Regions from separate parts of the Homo sapiens genome. Here regions 1 and 2 are each linked to region 3. The links are chromatin contacts, found by Hi-C or POLR2A ChIA-PET in ENCODE. All regions are on one chromosome and are shown on one strand. Each heading gives the region's core, a stretch centred on a gene start or an enhancer-like site at or near the end of the contact. The rest is flanking DNA. Distances are from core to core; before and after follow the strand shown. Region 1 overlaps ATP6V0A1 (ATPase H+ transporting V0 subunit a1). Region 2 overlaps RAB5C (RAB5C, member RAS oncogene family). Region 3 overlaps STAT3 (signal transducer and activator of transcription 3).

Region 1 (3,831 bases), core at 253-2,752, 180 kb before region 3:
AAGAACAGGCAGGCGTGGGGGCTGGGGCAGGCTCCAGGTGACAGGTCACGTGCAGGGTGAGGGCTTTGAGGCGCTTTAAAGCTTCAGGAACCCTCTAGTTCCCTAACTCAGCTTTTACAAATGGAGATTCCTCCCTCCAAGCCAAGAAGGCAGGAATTAAGAGAACAGGGGCTGGGAGGTGGCTGGGGCCCAAAGGTTACAGACTGTTTGCCAGTGGCACTGGGAGTTCCTCAGAGGCCCCTTCACTGGGGTGCAGGCTGAGGAGCACCCCCTTGAAGAAGAGCGCAACCGAATTTTCTGAGTGGGAGTAAAAGCAGTCAGCTTTCTTCCCCACATCCCCACATTCCACAGGGGTGGGCCAAGGTCCTCCAGGAAAAACAGGACTCAGGAGGGGGAGGACACAGAGCTTCCAACTGACGTTAGCTGACGGTTCCCACCAGAGCAATTCCAAACCAGGACCTGGATTCACCCACGTCCCAACACCCCACCAAAACTACTTCTCCAAGTTCCAGCTACTGAGACCACCTCTGAGGGAACGCGGTGGGGCCTAGCAGTGGGTTCCTGCTTCTCACCCACTTGTGTTAGGTTTGAATTCTTCATGTTGAATAGACTGTGTTCCCATGTGGCAAGGGTTATTTCAGAACAGCTGAAACGAGATTTACATGTCCCCTTTTCATTCAACAATACATAGCCAGAGAGTGGACAAGTCACCTGAGGGTCCCAGGCCATTACCTAGGAGTGAATGTCAGCCTTGGTAGGGTATGCTGACCCCCGACTCCAGTGAGGTGTCCAGAACTCTGACCCCCACCCCCTCCTGGCTAATCACAAAACCATTCTAATCTTCAAACTGGGCAAATGGAGCAGCAGCTTTGTTTTCAGATGCCTGTGGGGGCACCGCCCTTTTCTTGGCACCCCTCCAGTCACCTTATCTACCCATGGGGGCCCAGCAAGGAGGAAGAGGGATATATGCCTGGGAGGGGCACATCAATTGTACTGTGTGAGCAGACAGGTGGCCTCCCTGACATACTGCCCAATACTGCCCCTCCCACCAGCTGCTGCTTTAGAGACTTAGAGCGGCCAGAACTGGGACATCTTGGGTCTATCTTGAGGTCAGCCTGATTTCACCTCCTTCCGTGGCCACCCTCACCCCAACCACCCAGCACAAAGCTGGAAAGCAATTTCCCTGCTAGTCTCCCCACTCTCTCCCGCTGAACTGGGGAAATGTGTGCTTCCTGAGAAAGTACAAACATGAAGTTCCCCAGGGCAAGGGGGGCCCCATCTGCCATCCTAGGTTCTTCCTTCTTTTTGGGCATCTCCACTGCTCTGCTCAGGGAGCCTCCAAAGTCTTGCCATGCCCCAAGACACTGAAATGCACCTCTAGAATTCAACAGCTGTGAGGAGAGCCTCAGGACGCCAGATGAGTGTCTCTATCATCTCTTCCAGCTCCAGCACTTGGCAAAGGCCACCTGGTGACTCAGAGGGATTAACTGGGGCCAAAAGACATCATTCATGCCACGTAACAGGAACTCTGTTTCCTCGAGTGGGTGAAGGAGGAAGGAGTCTTGGGGCCGCTTCCCTTCCCTGGTGGGGGTTGTGACTGAGGGCAGGCAGTCTGGAAAGACAATTCTGGGCTGAGCTGTTTATGTAGCCTGTTCTGCCACTCTCTGTGCCGTTCAGGGCCTACAACACACATCTGTCTGACGGCCTGAATATCAGGGCAATGATGGCAGCCTGGAACTACATTTCAAGAGTTCTGAGTTCTCCTGGGCAGCCATTCCCTCAACTGCTCCATGCTGTCATGCCGTGGCAACACTGCATTCCTAACAAGAAGCTGGTCCCCGATTCTGTCCCTTTAATCACCACCCAATCTGTGAGTGTACAGGTAGGTGTACATCTATGTGTATGTGGAATTCGCTAGGTAAGGAGAGACCAGGTTCCTTGGAAGGTATGCCCTGGGGCAATAGTTCTGCATAAAAATCAGTTTGATGTTTACAGTGATAACTACAATCAAATCCCTGTCTCATGCCTTCTCTGAGGAAGAAAAGATGTCTAATTATGGTAGGTAAGAAGCCAAGCACACTTCATGTGGCAGGAGGGAGGAAAAGAGAGAAAACTCAGGAGACAGAATTAGCAGATTAATACATTAGCCTGCTCACTGTTTTCAAACACATCACCCCCCTTCCTATGATGCTGCATGAATCTCACACTAGTGGTTTATATGTTATCGAATCAAATGTTTTTCTTATTGTCCCCACTGAGGAGACCAGAACTTGTATAATGGGGCAGCCCTTGAATCAGGAAACAGCAGGGATAAAGTGGGAGGTATGAAGATGCCTAGGATGGATGCCAGGAAGAACAGCAGCACCATCCCTACAGCTGGTTCAGCAGCCCCAGAGGCTCCACCCCTGGTAAGAGGGCCACAGCTCAGAACGCCTCCTGCAGTCCTGGGCCACAGGGAAGATCCAGGCATCCTGGACGCACAGCCGCATTTTGCCAGGAGGGGGCGCACAAGCACCAATTTCATTCACTTCTGTTTTAGTGGTGGGGGAGGCGCCCCACTCGTGTCACGGGAACAGCCCTCCAAAGACGAGATTCTGGAAGTTGCACAAAGGAGGTTTGCACTGTTTTTTCCTCTCCTACCCAATACTCCTATTGCCAAAATAAATACGACATATATGGGGAGGCTGTTCCTTGCAAACAGCACCTGAGGGCATTCTGATGGTATCCTCTGCCTCCTCTGGGGTCTTCTCTCACTCTAGACAGGCTAAAAGCAGTCTTTTTATGGGGGACCCCAGGCAGACACCCTCTCTCTAGGGCATCCCAGGTTTTTTTGTTGTTGTTGTTGTTGTTGTTGTTTTGAGACGGAGTCTCGGTCTGTCGCCCAGGTTGCAGTGCAGTGGCGCGATCTTGGCTCACTGCAACCTCCATCTCCTGGGTTCAAGCGATTCTCTTGCCTCAGCCTCCCGAGTAGCTGGGATTACAGGCGCCCACCATCACGCCCAGCTAATGTTTGCATTTTTAGTAGAGATGGGGTTTCACCATGTTGTCCAGGCTGGTCTCGAACTCCTGACCTCAGGTGATCTGCCTGCCTCAGCCTCCCAGAATGCTGGGATTATAGGTGTGAGCCATCGCACCCAGTAAGGGCATCCCACTTTTAAGCAGAGCAGCCACTACCCATCCTAGAGCACCTGCTTTTGCTGTGGCAGCACTTGGTGTGTGCATTACTTCCTACTTGCTCACAGTAATCTTGGCAGTGAATGTTCTGCTCAGGTTCCCTGCCTGGTGTGACAGTGCTGGAATTCCAACCCAGGTCGCCCAATTCCGGAGCCTGCTGTCCTGCCACTCATCACTTCAGTTCAGGGGGACCTGGGAAGACACGGGGAGGCCACAGGTGAGCCTGAGGAGGAAGCAATCTTCTGGCAACAAAATGAGGCTCAAGCCCAGGCGGCCTTGCTCTGCAACAGTGCCTTGCTCCCGCCCTGCCCAGGGAGATGACCGGCTACCCACGTGGGCTGGAATCAAGGTGAGGTGGTCACTGTTCCCTCAAACCCAGGGCTCAAGAGACAGGAGTGAAAAGAAAAGAAAGGAGGCCAAGGGGCAAGAAAAAGTGAGTCCTCAGAGGTTCTCGTGCACTGAGGAGGGCTGAGGAAGTGTGCTTGCGGGGGTCGGCTGATAAGCTTAGAACAGGGAGGCCAGCCAGATGAGCTGGGTGGGGAGGAGGGAGGCCAGGAGGGAGAGAGCCAGGCCAGAGGAAGCCAGGTCTACTGACGCAGCAGGGCTTTTGAAGAAGAGTGCACCCTAGCCACGTCTTGCCCTTCCATGCCTCACTCT
Region 2 (3,764 bases), core at 916-3,415, 200 kb after region 3:
TCAAAGGGAGGTTAGGGGGAGGAATTGCAGCAGCATCTAGTGTCTTGGAGAAGGCTCCAGTTGCTGAGTGAAGCTGAAGACCCCTCCCACATTCATGGACTTACACATGCACACTTACGAGTTGTGCACAGCACTGATCGGGGGTGCCTTTCTGTCTCTTGGATTTCTCCCTCCTTCGTATATCAACTGTAGCTCTTGTGCTTCGATCAACTGCTTAAAATCACTGGGAACTTATTTTTAAAATACTGATTTCTGGACTCCACCTCTAGAGATTCTAATTCAGTTGGTCAGGGTATTTTCTAAAGGCCCTGGGTGATTCTGGTGAAGAAGAGTTTGACTGGAGGCTGAAATAGAAGGATCACTTGAGCCTGGGAGGTCAAGGCTGCAGTGAATCGTGATTGCATCACTGCTCTAGCCTGGGCAACAGTGAGACTCTATCTCCAAAAAAAAAAAAAAAAAATTACAGGTGGCTCACACCTGTAATCCCAGCACTTTTGGAGGTTGAGGCAGGAGTTTGATACCAGCCTGGCCAGCGTGGTAAAACCCCGCCGCTACAAAAAATACACAAAAATTTAGCCGGGTGTAATGACGTATACCTATAGTTCCAGCTACTCCTAGAAGCTGAGGCATTAGAATCGCTTGAGCCTGGGTGGCAGAGGTTGCAGTAAGCAGAGATCGTGCCACTGCACTCCAGCCTGGGTGAGAGAGCGAGATTCTGTCTCAAAAAAAAAAAAAAAAAACTTAAGAAAAAAAAAGAATTTGAGACCCACTGACCTGTAGTGTCCAGAGCAGAGGGAACCCCGGAGCAGGGAAGAACAGTGTCCCATTTTTCTTTCTCTTTCTCTTCCATCCTTGGCCCAGAAGTGCCTGTGCACAGGGCCAGGGTGTTTAGGAGCTTAGATCCCTTCTGCGCTTTCATGTGCATTGTATTAATAGGAAAATAGTGTGACTCCAAGTCCTTATACATTCTCTCCCCTTTCCTGTGGAAGACATGAGGTTGGGACTGGTGCTTGTTCTTAGTGGCCTCTGAACAAGCCAGGGTTCTGATTTGGATGGTGGGTCCATGGCAAGGAGAATCTTTCTCCCTAGATCTGAAGCTCCAGCACGGCCATTGTACTTGTGAAAAAAAGTCAACTTTTTTTTGAGACAGAGTCTTACTCTTTTGCCCCAAGCTGGAGTGCAATGGCGCGATCTCAGCTCACTGCAATCTCTGCTTCCTGGGTTCAGGCAATTCTTGTGCCTCAGCCTCCCAAGTAGCTGGGATTACAGGCGTGTACCACCACGTTGGCTAATTTAAAAAAATCAACTTTGACTGTAACTTTAGCTCTTATGGAGAATTTGATTTTTGTCTCAAAGAAGACTTTGAAAACTATGTCAGTTTTGGCTATAATTCCATCACCTGACTGCACAAGTGGATAATTTTTGCCAGGGGTTCAAAAAGAAAGATTGCCAGTAAGACACACATCCCTGGGAGGCAGGACAGCTCAGTGAATGCATTCACCTTTACTACCTGCCATGTCTTCAGTTTCCCAGGCTTGGGAGGAGAGGGTATAATGCTTCCTGGGGCTCTCGGTCTGGCCTTCCCCTGGCTTAGACACCCTCATATCTCCGTGCGCCCTTCCTAGCAAAATTGGCTTCCTTGGGCTTTATTGACTGCAAAGGTTGGACACCACTGCTCATTTGATCACCAAGCAGGGCCAGGCAAACCACTAGGCAACAGACCGTAAAAAGTGCTGGGTGTGCCTGCTCAGGTATCTCTGGAAGGCAGGATCAGTGACCAGGCAGAACATGTCACCAGCTAGTTCATGCCAGGGAGAGCCTGTCTCAGTTCATTGGGATGGCCAGAGTCTGTTCACCAACAGTCTTGGAGAAAGTGTTACAAATAACCCTGTCAGTACTCTTAGCTACTGTTTACTCAACATGATGTGTGTGAGACAGCTGGCAAACACTGCCATTAACCCTGGTGTGCCCCATATTAGTGATGAGAACACTGAGGCTCAGCTCAGGTGGCTTCTACAAAGTGATTCAGAAGTGGCAGGAGACAGTCACATCTGTGGTGCCGAAAGCCAGTGCCTGTGCTCACTCTCTCTCTGCCAGATGCTCTAGCCCTGGCTGTGCTTCAGTGGGTGTGCTTCACCTGCAGATGCTGGGCTCTGTGCCAAACCTTCATGAGAATCTCGAGGGGCTGGCTGCACAGATGACTTCAATGTACAGACACCGTTGAGAACCACTGCAGGAGAGTTATTTGTCTCCCCTTCTGGCTTGTTTTTAAAAATCACATTCTGTTCCTCTAACCCTGTGGTTTGGTAGTGACAAGACTTAGATCTGTTACCTGTATTTTTCTCGACCTGTAGGTGCTGGTTACTTCCCAGCTCGGTACCCTAAGCACCAGCTGCTTTGGTTTTTTTGGAATCAGAGACTTGGTTTTCTATTACCATCTCCCAGTCCATTCATACCTCCTCCTCCAGTGCCCCAGCCACAGACCATTGCTCAGCCAAGACTCTGTGTCACGTGGATTCATGGTAATAACCAACTTGTAATTCCACTGTGGTTTTCCCTCTGTTGCTGTCGCCCTGCCTGGCTCTGGGCGGCTCCTCCCACTGTTGAGGGCACTCAGAAACTGCAAGATTACTGTGACTGTTGCTAGAGCCAGCTAGAGCTAGACCTTCCTGGACCAGCAAAGTTGCTGCCACAAAAAAAGAGAGTTTCATTCACCTAGCAGCCCTAAACCAAACATAGGGCAGGCACTGCCTCCATTGTTCTTCCACAGCAGGGAGGATGGCATCATGTCTATGGTGGGTCTGGGGGGTTCTGTCACCTGTAGGCTGGGTGACCATGAGCAGGACATTTAATATATGAATGTTAAATTATCTATCTGAAAAATGGAGGTTGTCGTAAAGCTTGAAGGAGATAATAGTTGTGCAATTGGGAAGCTGAGGCGGGAGGGTTGCTTGAGGCCAGGAGTTGGAGACCAGCCTGGGCAACACAGTGAGACTCCATCTCTGCAAAAAAAAAAGAAAGAAAGAAAGAAAGAAAATTTTAATTAGCTGGGTGTGGTGGTGTATACCTGCTGGAGGCTGAGGCAGTAGGATCTTGGAAGCTGCAGTGAGCTGTGATCACACCGCTGCACTCTAGCCTGGGCAACACAGTGAGACCTTGTTTCTTTAAAAAAAAAAATTATTTCCTTCCATCAGCACTCTTTGAGTTCCTAGTATGCACATAGGCACTGTGAGGAAGGCATCTCTAAGAAGCAGAAAGCACAGACCTTGTCTCTTCATTGACTGAGGTGAAATGAGAAAGCGTCTTAAACTATGAAAAATTGAAATGACATAACTTTGAAATATTTACATGGTATTTCTGGTTGCTAATTGAGACCCACCACCCCGTACTTCCTTCCTTGTACTTTTGGGGAAGAGGTGGGCCCCATTTCAAACCTCTTTTCCTTTGGTTCTCTCCAGAAAGGAAACTGTTGTTTCTGGCTAGTGAATCATTCTTCCTGAAGCTCACTTTTTAAATGAGTTGCTGGGAGAACTTGGATGTGGAAAACGATTTGAGGTTGAACAAAACAAGCCCTTTGCTGTCAGCTTCTTGCATGAATGTGGACCATTTGCTTCCCACAGATACCTCCTGTTCATCCACATTGCTGTCCCTTAACCATGAGGGAATGTACTTCCCTTGCTCAGGGGCAGATCGGGGCTCTCCCTGGGATCTTAGACTCCATTATGCAAAGGGCAGCCTAATAAAAACCTTTTCTTTCCAACCCA
Region 3 (3,702 bases), core at 621-3,120:
GCAGCAGCGTCTCAAGCCAAACAAGAAGGGTAGTTAGGGTGGGATGGAAGCTGGGTAGAGGTATTCCTCTCCCCATAGTTCTGTGTTCACATGTGCATTGACCTCCTTTTTGGCAGCAAGGGGGCCAGGCCAACCACCCCACAGCAGCCGTGGTGACGGAGAAGCAGCAGATGCTGGAGCAGCACCTTCAGGATGTCCGGAAGAGAGTGCAGGTGATGCAAGTTACAAGCCTCGGGCAGGGAGCTTTCATTAATTTTTTTTTTTTTTTTTGAGACAGGGTCTTGCTCTGCCACTCAGGCTGGGCTGCAGTGGCATGATCACAGCTCACTGCAGCCTCGACCTCTCAGGCCCAAGCGATCCTCCTACCTCATCCTCCCAAGTAGCCGGGACCACAGGCATGCACCACCACGCCCAGCTAATTAAAAAAAAAAAATTTGTAGAGATGGGGGTCTCCCTGTGTTGTCCAGGCTGATCATGAACTCCTGGGCTCAAGTGATCCTCCCAACTCAGCCTCTCAAAGTGCTGGCATTACAGGCGTGAGCCACTGCACCTGGCCAACAGGGAGCCTTCTCTTGGGGATACTGCCTGCAGGTCCTGCATGTATCTTTTTTGAGGTTTTGGCTTCATTTGAATTCTCCTCAGAAACTTTATATTTTCTGTTCCCAAGGAAATCTTTCTTTACTTCTGTTTTTTTGTTTGCTTATTTTAAACAGGATCTAGAACAGAAAATGAAAGTGGTAGAGAATCTCCAGGATGACTTTGATTTCAACTATAAAACCCTCAAGAGTCAAGGAGGCAAGTGAATATTAGAGATGTTAAAATCTCTAGAAAGTGAGTTTGTGTTGTTGAGTTGAAAGACTCATTTGTCTTAACTCTGTTTAGATCTTAAGGCGGGCGGGGCGCAAGGGAGGTACGGGTCCTCAAAGGAGCCTGGTCATTAAGGACAGGAGTATTCCCTCAGGTCCAGGAGTATTCCCTCAGGTCCAGGAGTATTCCCTCAGGTCAAGGAGTATTCCCTCAGGTCAAGGAGTATTCCCTCAGGTCCAGGAGTATTCCCTCAGGTCCAGGAGTATTCCCTCAGGTCCAGGAGTATTCCCTCAGGTCCAGGAGTATTCCCTCAGGTCCAGGAGTATTCCCTCAGGTCAAGGAGTATTCCCTCAGGTCCAGGAGTATTCCCTCAGGTCCAGGAGTATTCCCTCAGGTCCAGGAGTATTCCCTCAGGTCCAGGAGTATTCCCTCAGGTCCAGGAGTATTCCCTCAGGTCAAGGAGTATTCCCTCAGGTCCAGGAGTATTCCCTCAGGTCCAGGAGTATTCCCTCAGGTCCAGGAGTATTCCCTCAGGTCAAGGAGTATTCCCTCAGGTCCAGGAGTATTCCCTCAGGTCCAGGAGTATTCCCTCAGGTCCAGGAGTATTCCCTCAGGTCCAGGAGTATTCCCTCAGGTCCAGGAGTATTCCCTCAGGTCCAGGAGTATTCCCTCAGGTCCAGGAGTATTCCCTCAGGTCCAGGAGTATTCCCTCAGGTCAAGGAGTATTCCCTCAGGTCCAGGAGTATTCCCTCAGGTCCAGGAGTATTCCCTCAGGTCCAGGAGTATTCCCTCAGGTCAAGGAGTATTCCCTCAGGTCAAGGAGTATTCCCTCAGGTCAAGGAGTTTTTTCTTCCTTCGCAGACATGCAAGATCTGAATGGAAACAACCAGTCAGTGACCAGGCAGAAGATGCAGCAGCTGGAACAGATGCTCACTGCGCTGGACCAGATGCGGAGAGTAAGGGCATAGGTCGGACCACTTCCCCCATGTGTCTCGCTCACTTGCGGGATTTCAGCGTCTTGTGGCAGAACTTGCTTGGTTTCTAAGAAGTTCCTGCTCTGGAGTTGACTAAAGAATGTGGTTAGAGACAGTCTGAGGAAATGTTTTCTGACTTTGTTTTGGTTTCCAACCAGAGCATCGTGAGTGAGCTGGCGGGGCTTTTGTCAGCGATGGAGTACGTGCAGAAAACTCTCACGGACGAGGAGCTGGCTGACTGGAAGAGGCGGCAACAGATTGCCTGCATTGGAGGCCCGCCCAACATCTGCCTAGATCGGCTAGAAAACTGGTAAAGGATGAAAGAAGCTTTTCCTTTCTTTCTCGAAAGCTAGATTGAATTCTGATCTTAACTGCAGGCCCACAGAATTGGTACTATATCTCCAACGTGGGGACTTTTCCATATTCAAATTTAGCCCAAGAATTAAAGTTTTTACTTTATTTCGGCCAGGCGCTGTGGCTCACACCTGTAATCCCAGCACTTTGGGAGACCAAGATGGGCGGATCACTTGAGGTCAGGAGTTTGAGACCAGCCTGGCCAACATGGTGAAAACACATCTCTACTAAAAACATAAAAAAATTAGCCGGGCGTGGTGGTGCGCACCTGTAGTCCCAGCTACTCTGGGCGGCTGAGGCAGGAGAATCACTTGAACCTGGGATATGGAAGTTGCAGTGAGCGGAGATCTTACTACCGCACACCAACCAGCCTGGGAGACAGAGTGAGACTCCATCTCAAAAAAATAAAAATAAAATAAAGTTTTTACTTTATTTGGAGAAACTTTGTTTTAAAAAATGTATTTATATTATTATATTTTAAGTATATTTTACTTAATAATTCAATTAAGGCTTTTGGTTTAACTGTATTTAACAGATAGACAAACCTTTTAATTTTAGTTATTTTAGTAATCTAAAATGACACATGCCCTTTTTAAGGGAAAAAATTCAAATACAGAAAATTAATCAAGAGAAGAAAAAATTTTTAAATGAAATCATCAGCAGTACTAGTAGTTAAAATTTAGTTGATGCTCAATCTAGACATCTGTCATTATGTATATACACATTATGTATATACACATAAAGATAGAAATTTATACAGTTTATATTAGGATCATTTTTTTTTCTTTTTTTGGAGTCAGGGTCTCACTGTGTTACCCAGTCTAGAGTACAGTTATGCAGTCATGGCTCACTGGAGCCTTGACCTCCTGGGCTCAGGCAGTCTTCCCACCTTAGCCTTCTCAGTAGCTGGGACTACAGGCATGCACCACCACACCTGGCTAATTTTTAAATTTTTTATAGAGACAGGGTCTTACTTTGTTGCCTGGGCTGGTCTCAAATTCCTGGGCTCAAGGGATCATCCCACTTCGGCCTCTCAAAAGCTCTGGAATTATAGATGTGAGCTGCCGTGCCCAGCCCAGGATCTTCCTTTATATGCTTTTCTGTAATTTGCACTTTTACCTTCATCCAGCATATCTTACTGCAACCCTTCCTGTGCAAGGCCCTATAGTGAGCATGTTGCACCAGCTTGCCTTAGGAGAAACTTGAGATACAGAGCCTGCACTGGAAATTTAGCGCAACTCTACATGAGAATGCCTGTCTATTCATATCCTCACTAACCCTGAGTGTTGTTAATTTACTGAAAGCAGTTTTAAATGCTTCCTGACCAGGGAACGAAGAAGCTTAAGTTCTGGGAATGGGAGGATAGAAGTGCCAGAAAAGAGCTCAGGAGTTCAGAAATCCCTGCAGCGGTCCCCCTCCCTCTCCTTTCACTTTCTGTCTTTCTGGTCTTTTGGTCTTTGTTACACTAGTGATAAACCATCAAAGAATGATGGAATGATGCTAACTTCTCTCTTTTTTTAATTTTTTTGAGACAGAGTCTCACTCTGTCACCCAGGTTAGAGTGCAG

The links. Hi-C counts contacts between places; a loop is a spot of excess contacts on that map. ChIA-PET counts read pairs that join two places held with the same protein, here RNA polymerase II (POLR2A). Pooled maps may share reads with other maps.
Region 1: a loop to region 3 is called in a pooled map, with 2.1 times the contacts of the local background. The contact joins two enhancer-like sites. A Hi-C loop is called at or near these places in 108 of 168 maps with a recorded cell type or tissue (B cell, CD14-positive monocyte, CD4-positive, alpha-beta T cell and 61 more), 35 of 37 single-sample maps with no recorded cell type and 48 of 50 pooled maps. POLR2A ChIA-PET finds 5 or more read pairs at or near these places in 17 of 52 experiments (A549, AG04450, B cell and 13 more).
Region 2: a pooled map shows a loop between it and region 3 (2.9-fold over the local background). The contact joins two enhancer-like sites. A Hi-C loop is called at or near these places in 1 of 50 pooled maps. POLR2A ChIA-PET finds 5 or more read pairs at or near these places in 6 of 52 experiments (BJ, GM10248, WTC11 and 2 more).

What each region holds. Positions count from the first base shown.
Region 1 is chr17:42,516,307-42,520,137 of GRCh38, reverse strand. All of the region lies in intron 21 of ATP6V0A1 (ATPase H+ transporting V0 subunit a1), which reads right to left. Among named protein-coding and RNA genes, the nearest start is that of MIR5010, 4.0 kb to the right of the region's middle. RefSeq lists a silencer at 2,539-2,588 and an enhancer at 3,032-3,531. Within about 2 kb of position 1,502, at least 34 of the 41 ENCODE cell types and tissues checked have a DNase peak (open chromatin) inside an H3K27ac peak, as active enhancers do; they include CD14-positive monocyte, spleen and tibial artery, where a contact is called at or near this core.
Region 2 is chr17:42,131,957-42,135,720 of GRCh38, reverse strand. All of the region lies in intron 1 of RAB5C (RAB5C, member RAS oncogene family), which reads left to right. Among named protein-coding and RNA genes, the nearest start is that of HSPB9, 11 kb to the right of the region's middle. RefSeq lists enhancers at 1,799-1,848, 2,419-2,468. Within about 2 kb of position 2,165, at least 26 of the 41 ENCODE cell types and tissues checked have a DNase peak (open chromatin) inside an H3K27ac peak, as active enhancers do.
Region 3 is chr17:42,335,824-42,339,525 of GRCh38, reverse strand. STAT3 (signal transducer and activator of transcription 3) reads left to right here. Exons shown (of 24, transcript NM_139276.3): 5 at 117-212; 6 at 714-795; 7 at 1,669-1,763; 8 at 1,940-2,091. Among named protein-coding and RNA genes, the nearest start is that of STAT5A, 49 kb to the right of the region's middle. RefSeq lists a silencer at 1,673-1,722 and an enhancer at 1,853-2,162. Within about 2 kb of position 1,870, at least 6 of the 41 ENCODE cell types and tissues checked have a DNase peak (open chromatin) inside an H3K27ac peak, as active enhancers do; they include CD14-positive monocyte, spleen and tibial artery, where a contact is called at or near this core.